2 separate regions of the Homo sapiens genome follow, and region 1 is linked to region 2. Evidence: chromatin loops called from intact Hi-C (ENCODE). Cell type or tissue: A673. All regions are shown on one strand. Each heading gives the region's core, and the rest is flanking DNA. Links, peaks and the distances in the headings are about the cores only.

Evidence for each region. A loop is a pair of places that touch in the nucleus more often than their neighbours do. Peaks named below come from ENCODE experiments on the same cell type or tissue, not always from the same donor. Only the 100,000 strongest peaks of a DNase experiment are listed, where the experiment ranks them.
Region 1: a loop joins it to region 2, with 2.2 times the contacts of the local background. A loop is called at or near these places in 6 of 110 quality-filtered maps.

The regions. Positions count from the first base shown.
Region 1 is chr9:36,977,158-36,982,534 of GRCh38, forward strand. All of the region lies in intron 5 of PAX5 (paired box 5), which reads right to left. Among named protein-coding and RNA genes, the nearest start is that of PAX5, 54 kb to the right of the region's middle. RefSeq lists an enhancer at 3,271-3,770. In A673, for the core only: a CTCF peak has its summit at 3,202 (motif pointing right); a DNase peak (open chromatin) is centred at 3,194.
Region 2 is chr9:36,921,883-36,927,259 of GRCh38, forward strand. PAX5 (paired box 5) reads right to left here. Exons shown (of 10, transcript NM_016734.3): 7 at 1,473-1,602. Among named protein-coding and RNA genes, the nearest start is that of MIR4476, 31 kb to the left of the region's middle. In A673, for the core only: no CTCF peak of the experiment used is centred there; DNase peaks (open chromatin) are centred at 859, 2,379 and 3,169; H3K27ac peaks cover 447 bases.

The sequences.
Region 1 (5,377 bases), core at 259-5,258, 55 kb after region 2:
TCTGCGAGACACTGTTCTAAGCACCTTCCCTATTGGATCCTCACAAAAACCCTAAGATGTCAAGTCTGTTATTGCTTCCTCCCATTTTACAGATGAGGAAACTGAGGCAGGGGGTTAAATAACTTGCCTAGTCACAAGATCTAAAGATTGGGGGGGTGGGGGGAGGGAAGAAAAAAAAGAGTAACTTGCCCAAGATCACACAGCTAAGAAGTGGAGAAGCTAGGGTCCGAACTCAAGCAGTCTGGTTCCAGAGTCTGCTCCTAGCCCTACACTAACTCACTCCACTTAATCCAGACTAGGGGCAAGTGTAGCCCAAGAAAGGCCCCCTGTAGCCCGAGTCTTTTTTTGTTTGTTTTTTTTGGGGTTTTTTTGTTTTGTTTTGTTTTTGTGAGATGGAGTCTCACCCTGTCATCCAGGCTGGGGTGTGCAATGGCACCATCTTGGTTCACTGCAACCTCCACCTCCCAGGTTCAAGCGATTCTCCTGCCTCAGCCTCTCAAGTAGCTGGGACTACAGGTATGCACCACCACACCCGGCTAATTTTTTGTATTTTAAGTTGAGAAGGGGTTTCACCATGTTGGCCAGGCTGGCCTCCCAAAGTGCTGGGATTACAGGCATGAACCACCATGTCCAGCCTTACCCTAAGTCTTAAGGATGGAGTTAGCCAAAGAAATGCCCAGGGAAGAGGAATTGCATTCCAACCAGAGGGAACAGCATCTGCAACAGCCTGGAGGCACAGAAAGCATGGTGCAGGGGAACGGCTATAATTCAGCATGATTAGAATTCAGGAGTTGGAGGAGGGGAAAGGGAGTGAAGTGTGAGAGGCTCTTCCCTCTCTGTCGAGCTGTTCAGCATCACTATCCATTATCCAGAACCTAATATACACTCTGATATACAAACAGTGCAAATACATTATTGAAGCTCTCATGGTGTTGGTATGAAGAGATGGGATTTCTCTGTGCTAAAATGAATCAAGATGACCTGAAACAAGAGGCAGAAAGGAAGTAATACCTGGTGCATTGCCACAGGGCAAGTCTGTTCTCTCTAATCCATACTGTCCAAGTCCATTACCTCATACAGTAGTCCCTAATTACTCCACCTTACAGAGGGATATGCACACTAATTAGAAAGGATGTTAACCGCCATAGTGAAAATATTCTGAAGCAAATGAAATATTACTAGGAGCAAAAGGGTGATTTGTTTCTGTGAATTGTGCTTTTAAATGAGATCAAAGAATGTGAAAGGCTTCATTTTAATTATACCTGGAAGGACCTGGAAGGGATGCATACATCCCTTTTATGGCCTTCATGCACACAGCAGTCTCTCTCCCATCCCCCACTGCACAGAAATAAATAAATAAATAAATAAAAGGGTTTAAAAATCATATTTACTCTGATATCTTTGCATTACCCCTATTTGAGTTTTTAAATTACTGTCTGTATTTTTTCCCAAGGACGATATAACTAAAAAGAAGGTTCGTATTTGAAGTGTATCTATCTGATCATTGCACAAATGTTTTCAGGAGAAATCACTAAATTTCTCCAAGATGGGTATGGGTTTTGTCATAGATCAAAGTGAGAGGGAGGAAAAAAAAGATAAATCATCAGAGATCCAAAAATACTTTTCATTTGGAGAAGATATCAGGCCATTTCGATGGGGCTGATGGAGTCCCTGTTCTGTCTCCATTACCCGCAGCAGGCAGCCCCAGCCAGGAGCCAACTACCAAGATTATATTCCCCATAAGATGGTCCCCGATATCTATATATATATATGATCTTCAACCTCTATTGATTGACCAATTTCACAAGCAAAGACTGGTGAAATGAAGCTGAAATGAACATCATGCTTTAACTCATTGAACCTATCAGGCCTGAGTTAATCTCACTGTCCACTGTCTCTGATAGAATTCAATTGATCAATCATGTTTCGGTGATAGTACCATTTCACTGGCTTATTGCTTCTTCATTTCAGAGCTTGACCTGTTAGATGTACTCGGACTGGCTCGACTCCTCTTGGATACACAGAGATCAGCCTCTGTCTGCCAACGTGTGTCATCTCCTGTCCCAGTTGAAAAGAACTCAAGAGGCTTTTGTGTATGTCTGTGGTGTGTTTTTCCACCAAACACACACACAGGAATGGTGGATTTATGAGGGTGTGGAACTGAACAAGCACAAATTATAAGAAGGGCTCTTCATTATTCATGGAAGCACAATTATTTCCCTTTTATGTAGTTAAATTGACGTGTTTGGGCTCTGTACCTTATAGGGGCATATTCTTGTATTACACTGGCAAGTGTGCATGCCTAGACATCTGAAAAGGATAACAGCGACAAAATGATAACAATCGCACCCCTCAAATACATATTCCTGTGGCATATGAAACATTCATCAGCTTATCTGATTCTCCTGATAATCTCAGGAGATGGGCAGGAGATTACGATTCCCATTTTGCAGATGAGAAAATGGGCTCAGAGACGGAAAGTGGCCTGCCCAGGGTCACACAGCAGAGTTATCAGGCCAGGTGAGACTGAGAGCCCTGGTGTCTCACCTCCTCAGTGCCTTGTACCCCAGTGAGGCCAATCTCCAGGCAATTTCAGAATTACCAAGCCATTTTGGACAAATCACTTTGTCCCCAGCTCATTGGATGAAAGAAACATCCCCAAAATTCAAATCAGAGAATTCTGGAGCTTGGAGTGGATTCCAAGCCTGTCTACAGCTCCTTGTGCAGCTTGGAAACTGAGGCCCAGAAGGCAATAAACTGTTGCCCCAAATCACCAGGATACTCAGCAGCCTAACAGAGACTTGAACTTGGGTCCCAGGTTCTCAGGTCAAGACTTTTTCCACTTTCTCTCAATGCCTCCCTAATTTATGTCAAAACAATGAACTCCTATCGACAGAGAAGACTTCATTCCCTACTGTCAACATGGCCCAATGCACTGCTATGGTTCCTTCGTGGCATTTAATTTAATTTTCCCAACTCCAAGCCAAGACTATGCTTAGGGAAATCAGGAAAGCGGCTTGCACCGGTGGCTGCCTGAGGGAGGTGGCTCTTGGAGGCACAAGGCTGAGCCCAGCATGAGAGTCTCTGGAGGAGGCCAGGGCAATGACAGTCTGCAAATAAGCTTTGCATCTGCTCAGAGCTGGCAGAGTCTGCAAACACACTAATGGACTTCCCTCTGCCTGTGGGGAGTTGGGGAGAAGCCATAAATAAAGCAGGTGCCTCTGGGGGGAGCCATTGCCGAAGCCAGAGACAGGGCTGGGGATTAGGAGCTGGTTAAGGGTTGGGGGAGGGGCTTTGGGCCACCCACTGCACCGCATTGCACTGCCTCCCAGACAAAATGACAACCCACTTACCAGCAGCCCCAATCCCCACATCCCAGATTCCCCAGTCTCTGTTCCAGTCAGTCCCTTGTCTGATGATATCAATACATTCACAATTCCAGACACAGAAGGGTTGGGGGAGGAGGGTCATACAGTCTAATCTGGCCACAGTGTAGAGACCCTGTTGGAGGGAGATGAGACTGAGGCCCAGGGTCGAGTGGGAGCCCTCAGCCAGGACAGAGCTAACAGTGGGAATGGCTATCCAGAGAAGGGGGCAGGTTCGGGAGGTGATTAGGAGAGAAGGTATGCTGGAGTGAGTGACTCACTGGAGGTAGGGGAGAAAATGCACCTCTGAAGTTCCCTGTTGGAGGTTCTAGGCTGCTGTCTACTCCCACTCTGAGCAAAACCCACAGCCCCTCACAGCTTACTAGGCTTTACTGGTACTTAACTGGGTACCCCCCCAGCAATCCCACCTTTCTGACCTCGTTTCCTCCCACTCTTTCCCCGCTTATTCTGCTCCTGCCACACTCGCCTCCATAGGGTTCCACAGTCATGCCAAGCTCACCGGCCTTGGGGTCTTTGCACTTGCTGTTCCCTCTCTCCGGAAACTTCCTCCCCCAGATATCTGCCTGGCTCACTCCTCCCTCCATTAAGGCCTCTGCTCAAACGTCAGCTCATCAGTAGGACCACCCTCCAAAAACAGCAAAGCCCCCCCCCCCTCAGCCCTGCTTCATTCCCTGTCTCCTCACCTAGCTTTGTTTTCCTCCAGAGCATAGAACAGCATGCTGCTTATTTTCCTTATTTAGTTATTGTCTTTCTTCCTTAGAACGTCACTCATGTGGGCAAACATTTTTGTCTGTCTTGTTCATTGCTGTGTCCCCAGCAACTAGGACAATACCTAGCACACATAGCAGGCACACAATAAATACTTGTAGAGTGAATTTCACTGAAACTGGCAAAAAAAAAAAAACAAAAAACAGGTACAAAGGAGAAGGGAGACAGCTGCTCCGGTGTGACCTCCTACTGGGAAATAGTGGCCACACCCTCCCAGGGGACATCTGATGCTCCCCTTCCATGCCTTGCCTAAGGGAAAACAAAGGGGTCCCTAGGGAAAATCCCTGAGGGAAAACAGTGGGGTCTCCCAGGCCTTACCTACCTCTGAGACCACAGTGCCCGACACCACATCAGGAGCCAGTAAATGGATGAATGACACCCCAGGGAAGAGGCTCTGCCTTGGAAGTGTTTAAGTGACAAAAGTGGTGGAGCACAGAGAGCAAGCTCTGGCTCTGCCACTTGCCAGCTGTGTGATCTTACACTTCTCTCAACACATCTGTGCAATGGGGTCAATAAATCATGCCAGGCCTACAGCACTGGTCAGAGCAAACAAGCTGCTGGATTCCAAGTGAGAGAGTGCTGTCTGCACAGTGAGCACCTCCTAAGAGTCAATAAGGACTGAGAGTGAGGACAAGAAAACAGAAGCCATTTGCTAAATTAAAAAGAACAAGGGATGGACCCTGTGGCTCCCCACTGTAATCCCAGCACTTTGGGAGGCCGAGGCAGATGGATCACCTGAGGTCAGGAGTTCAAGAACAGCCTGGCCAACATGGCAAAACCCCACCTCTAGTAAAAATACAAAAATCAGCTAGGTGTGGTGGCACACACCTGTAGGCCCAGCTACTGGGTGGCTGAGGCAGGAGAATCGCTTGAACCCAGGAAGCAGAGGTTGCAGTGAGCCAAGATCATGCCACTGCACTCCGGCCTGGGCCACAGAGCAAGATTTCATCTCAAAAAAAATAAAAAAATAAAAATAAATAAATAAAAAATAAAAAGAACAAGATGTGTACAAAGAGGGGTACCTGGCTAAGGTGAATCCCTTGGTTCCAGCATTCATTGATCTGTTGCTGGTGCTCTGGTCCCAAGCATAGCCCTGCCAGGGAACCCAGTCTCAGCCCTCAGGGAGCCCATACTCTGTCAAGGAGAGAAGGCCTGGAGATGGACTTACAGTCCAAGCTTGTGAAAGTATCCTAAGAGAGCCCTCAACTGCAGGCAATGAAAGT
Region 2 (5,377 bases), core at 276-5,275:
AGAGGTCTTGTCATGGATTCTTGTGACACCAGGGGAGGGGACCCCCTCGGACACCTGTGGGGTCAGCAAAGGCTTACTCCAGATGGGCTCCCCGGCTCCCTGCCCCTCGCTAACGTCTCCCACCTCAGGCCTGGGTGCACTCCAGGCTCTTGGCCCACCTCAGGTGGATGGGGGACAAAGTTGCTCTTGCCACCTGACTGGCCCTTACGTGGTGCTCAGAGCTGCAAATAGGGCCCCTCTCTTCTGCCTGAGCCTCAGTGCTGACCCTTCAGCCCAGGTCTCGGAGCTGGGCCCTCCCTGTCTTGCTGCTTTGGCCTAAGTGACCCCCTCCACTGTTCTAATCCGAGTCTAACCCAGCTTCCCTGATGCACCCACAGTCCACCTGCATGTCTACGAGTCCCGTGTCACTGTCACTATTCACTGTGCCCTGCCTACCAGCCCACATGGGCATCCTGCTACCTCAAACCAGACCCATGGCTCTGGCCCAAGTGTGGCCCGCCAGCCCCTTGTCTATTTGTGCAGTACCCGAGCGGGCCTCCTGCCTGCCCGGTTGGACAACCAAGAGCTGGCAGCTGAGTCTGTCCACATGGAGTCGGCTCCACGTTACCCCAGCACAGCTGGGCCAGGGGTCTCCCCGTCCTGGCCCACGCATCCAGCCCTTCTGCAGCAGCAAGTCAGCAAGCCCCTTGGTGACCTGCCACAGGGAGAGGGTTCTCAGAAGAATCCTAACAGCTACATGTATTGGGTGCTTACCATGTGCCAGACGAGAGTCCAAGCACCTTCCACAGACGAACAAATTAATCCTCACCACAGCCCCCTGGGGTAGGTGCTAGCACTAGTCCCGCTGTGCAGCTTAAAGCCACAGCCCAGAACGCATACATGACTCACCCAAGTCTGCACAGCTAGTAAATGGCATGATCAGACTCAACAGTGCACCTCCAGGACCCACACTCCCAATCTCTACACAGACAGCTAAAGAGTCTGGCCCTGGGACTTCCAGAGGGAAGCTGCTTGGCATCCACCATGCACCATCCAGCTTACGCCACCTACCCTTCTTGACTCAGATTCTGCCTGCCAACATCAATCTGCAAGGAATCCCATTCCTCCTTGAGGTTGGTGCCCACCAGGGTGGCCTTTCTCATGAAAGAAATAAACCCTAGGCCTCTGAACACTCAGCCCCACCCACGGGGGCCCCTCTGGCATGAGGTTTCCTGCCCCCTACCCCAAGTCCCCTCCAGCCCACAGTCCATTTGGCATTTGTTCTCCCCAGCTTTGTTGGAATCATATCCAGCCATGTCTCATCACAGCTGCAACCCTGGCCCCAGCACCTGACCTGTTCCCAGGCCTCATAACCTTGTTAAAACAAAATTGGCCAATCACATCCAAACACACCAAGAAGCCACTCTTCCCACCACACACTCCTATCTCTCTCTCTCTCCCTCACTCATCCCCCATGCCCCAGGTGCCCTCACCTGTCACAATGGGGTAGGACTGCGGGCCTGGCACACTGCTCCCGATGTCAGCAGGGGTGGGGCTGGCCAGATTGGCCTTCATGTCGTCCAGCCCACCAGCCAGCGAGGCCATGGCTGAATACTCTGTGGTCTGAAAGAAGAAACAGAGACGTCTCAGCACCAAGACTCCACAGTACCTTAGTCAAATGCCAACTCCACGTTCTGAGCTCAGCCACCAAGCTGAGTTAGTCCATGCCTGTGCCAAGGCCCACAAGGGGCTCATGAACACTTCCAGTGTTGAAAGGGCAGAGTCAGCTTGGTGGAACGAGACAGTTGTCCAGAATCAACAATTCTTCCCAGGAGAGGAGGTGGGCAGGACTCAGTGCAACTTCACAAGAATCCAAACTTTGCTCCCTCTGGCCTGCATGTTGCCCTCACCCAGCTCCAGTTGGCCAGAGACCCCACACTCCTCAGTGCAGGGATGGAGGGTCCGTAACCAAAAGCAAGGCAGAAATAAGTGTCTTCTTGCCAAGAGAATGGAAAGAACGGTTTCTGATTTCTGTGCTCTTAAACCACAAAGGTAGAATCACAGAAACAAGGGTTAAGAGGAATCTGGGAGATCATCCATTCCAAATCCTCATTTCACAGATGAATAAACTGAGGCTCAAGGGGAGGAGGGCTTTACCCACCACCAACAGGGAAGAATACCAATTGGGGTGGGTCACCATGAATTCCCACCCTAATCCAATATGGCAAACTAACTGAGCCACCATTTGGCAAGTGTTTTTGAATTCTAGAAGCAGGTAAACACCTGTATGCTGAAAACCACAGGGTGCACATATCTAATTTACCAAGTCCACACCAACCATGTGTATTTAGCCCATGAGTCACGCTCCTTTCTTTAAGCCATTTCACGAAATCAGAGTTTGCAATGAGTCATTTCCTTGTCATCCAAGCCACTGTCAGAATGGTCTCCAGAGAAGGCAGCAAAGGCACCAACCTGGATCTTTCAACTGAAGGATAGACTAAATTATAAGCATGAGTGACAAGTCTCTTCCTCCCACCCCACCCCAGGGCCTATTTTCAGGTAAAGAAAATATATGCGGCTGGGTGCAGTGGCTCACGCATGTCATTCCAACACTTTGGGAGGCCAAAGCGGGTGGATCATTTGAATCTAAGAGTTCAAGACCACCTTGGGAAACATGGTGAAACCCTGTCTCTACAGAAAATACAAAAATTAGCCAGGTGTGGTAGCTTTCACCTGTAGTCCCAGCTACTCGGGAAGCTGAGGCGGGAAGATCGACTGAGCCCAGGAGATCGAGGCTGCAGTGAGCCATGATCATGCCACTGTACTCCAGCTTGGGTGACAGAGCAAGACTCTGTCAAAAAAAAGAAAGAGGTGGAAGGAAGGAAGGAAGGAAGGAAGGAAGGAAGGAAGGAAGGAAGGAAAAGAGAAAGGGAGGGAGGGAGGGAGGAAGGAAGGAAAGAAAGAAGGAAGGGAGAGAAAGGGAGGGAGGGAGGAGGGAATTTGCAAACACTTAAGCCAACAAATTTGTTTGTGCATGTGAAGATTTTATGTGGGGAGTTTCCTCCAGGACGCTGGCATTGCTGATGGAGGACACACCCATGTTGGTCCAGGGTTATGTCCTTGTCAGGGAGGGACACAGAAGCAAGCAGTCTTCTGGAAGGAGCTGCAGGCACCCTGAGTAAAATGATGAGGACTGAGCCACTGGGAGGGAAACCAAAGGAGCCACTGGGTGGCAGGCAGAAGGGGCTGGGACTCAGGCACATTCCTGGTGTCTTTCCCTTCAAATCAGAGATTACTTCCTGGGCAGCTAAAGTTTTGACTGGGGGTGATGGCAGCAGCGAGTCCAGGAGGTGCTGCAGGCCCAGGCTCTAGATGATTCGTGCTGAGGACAGCATGTCCAGAGTTCCCCAGGGCTCTTTGATCCTCATTCATCAAAGGCTGGTTCTGAAACATGTGGAGAAGAGCACAGGCCCAAAGCAAGCCCAGGTCCTTCTAAGGGAGAAGAACAAGGCCAGGGGGACAGGCTTACCAGGCATCAGGAATCGCTACAGAGCTACAGTAATTAAGACAGGGTGGTATTGGCACAGGGGTAGATAAATAGGCCAATGAAACAGAATCCAGTCCAGACCCTGGTCCGTGCACATATGGAACCGTGATATATGAAGGAGATGGTGTACAAATCAGCAGGAAAGGATGGACTCTTTAATAAACAGAGCAGGGGTAACTGGTTATCCATTCAGAAACAGGGGAAAAAAGAAATTGGATCTTCACACCAGACACAAAAATCAATTCCAGGTGGATTAGAGACCTAAATGTGGAAGGCAAAGGCATCCAACGTGGCGAGCTCTAGGTCCAGCCAAAAATCCTTGGGAACAAGTCTGCCCTTCATGGAAGGAAGAGTGCCTTTTCTGGCCTGGGATGCTCACGCAGAGTTCCTGCTCACTGTGGGGTTAGTGGTGGGACCCAGTCATCCTGCTGCCCTGTCTCAGTGCCTCCTCCTCCAAGAAGTCTTTCATAACCACCATTCCCCAGGAAGTGTGAGTCCCACCCTCATTCTGCTGGCCCCGCCAAGTGGTGCCAGAACAATAACAACCACAGTCTTCACAATTGCATCAAAATCTCACACTCACTGAGCATTCACTCTGTACCAGGAGCTTTAGCTGTACTATCCCATTTAATCCTCACAGTCACCCCTTGAAGCAGGCTCTATGACATCCCCATTTTACAGATGAAGAAACTGAGGCTTTTATGATAGCGCAGGAATGACTTGCCTAACTAAGTTCATACAGCTTCTAGGTGCCCAAGCCAGGATTCAAACCTGGGTCCTTCTGACTCCAAAACCTTGACAATGACCCTAATGATCTTTATACTCTCAGTACCTGATCCATTAAAACACAGTGAAATCAACTTGCTGGTCCCAACATTTTTATAAATGAAACTGAAAAAAAAATATCCAAGGGTCTCCCACATAGAAAGGATAAGTCCTGTTTTGTGAATCTTTGTTTCCCATGTCAGTGGGTATGTGTGTACGAGGTAGAGATTAAGATGTACTTCTTGATCTAGGTTACAGCCAGCAAAGTTTGGAAAATACTGCTTCATTCCATGCAGCAAGAGCTATTGGAAAAAGGTTGCTGTCTAGACTTCCTCTTCTGTAGAACAAGACTTGGTCGTGGCATTAGCCTCCTAATTTTCTGAGAATGAATCGGGCATGAATTTAGAATTCCACTCACTGGAAGCAACTCCTTCAGTTCATTGCTGTGTGCAAAGACGGCAGGTCAAAATGCCTCTGACAAGGGTCTTTTCCTAGATGGCATCTTCTAGAGTTTCTGGGCCCCCAGGGGTAGGTCCCAGTTCCGCCCTCCTCTCTGTGTTCCCGAATGCCCTAGTGAATGGTGGGCGTGCATTCGTTCAACCTTTACTGAGCCCTGTTGTGTGCAACATGATGTGTGAAGACCAGACACACTCTTTGACCCTCACCCACAAACACCAAGAGAAGACACATTGGCCCAGAAATTCCATCCAAGAGGGACAAGAGCACAGAGTCATTAATGTATATGGGGCGTGAAGTGGTCAGGAAGGGTTTCTTGGTGCAGGCTGTATTTAACCTGGGAGTGAACAATCCCTAACTCCCAAGACTGAGAACAGCCGAAGTCAGGCTCAGAGGTAATAGGACAAGAGTGACCCAGAAACAGGGCACATGCAATAGTTAGAGGGGGTGCAAGCGTAAAGGGGAAAGATGGAATGGTAGACTAGCTGGAACTCGATTGTGAAGGGCTTGCACAATGAACACTGGGTGAATGAAGGAAGGAGTGCTCTTCCTAGGGCCAGGCAGCATCCCAGCCAAGAGTCAGCATCCCTGCACCCCTCCCCAGCCCACCCTGGGGCCTGGCACATTCCT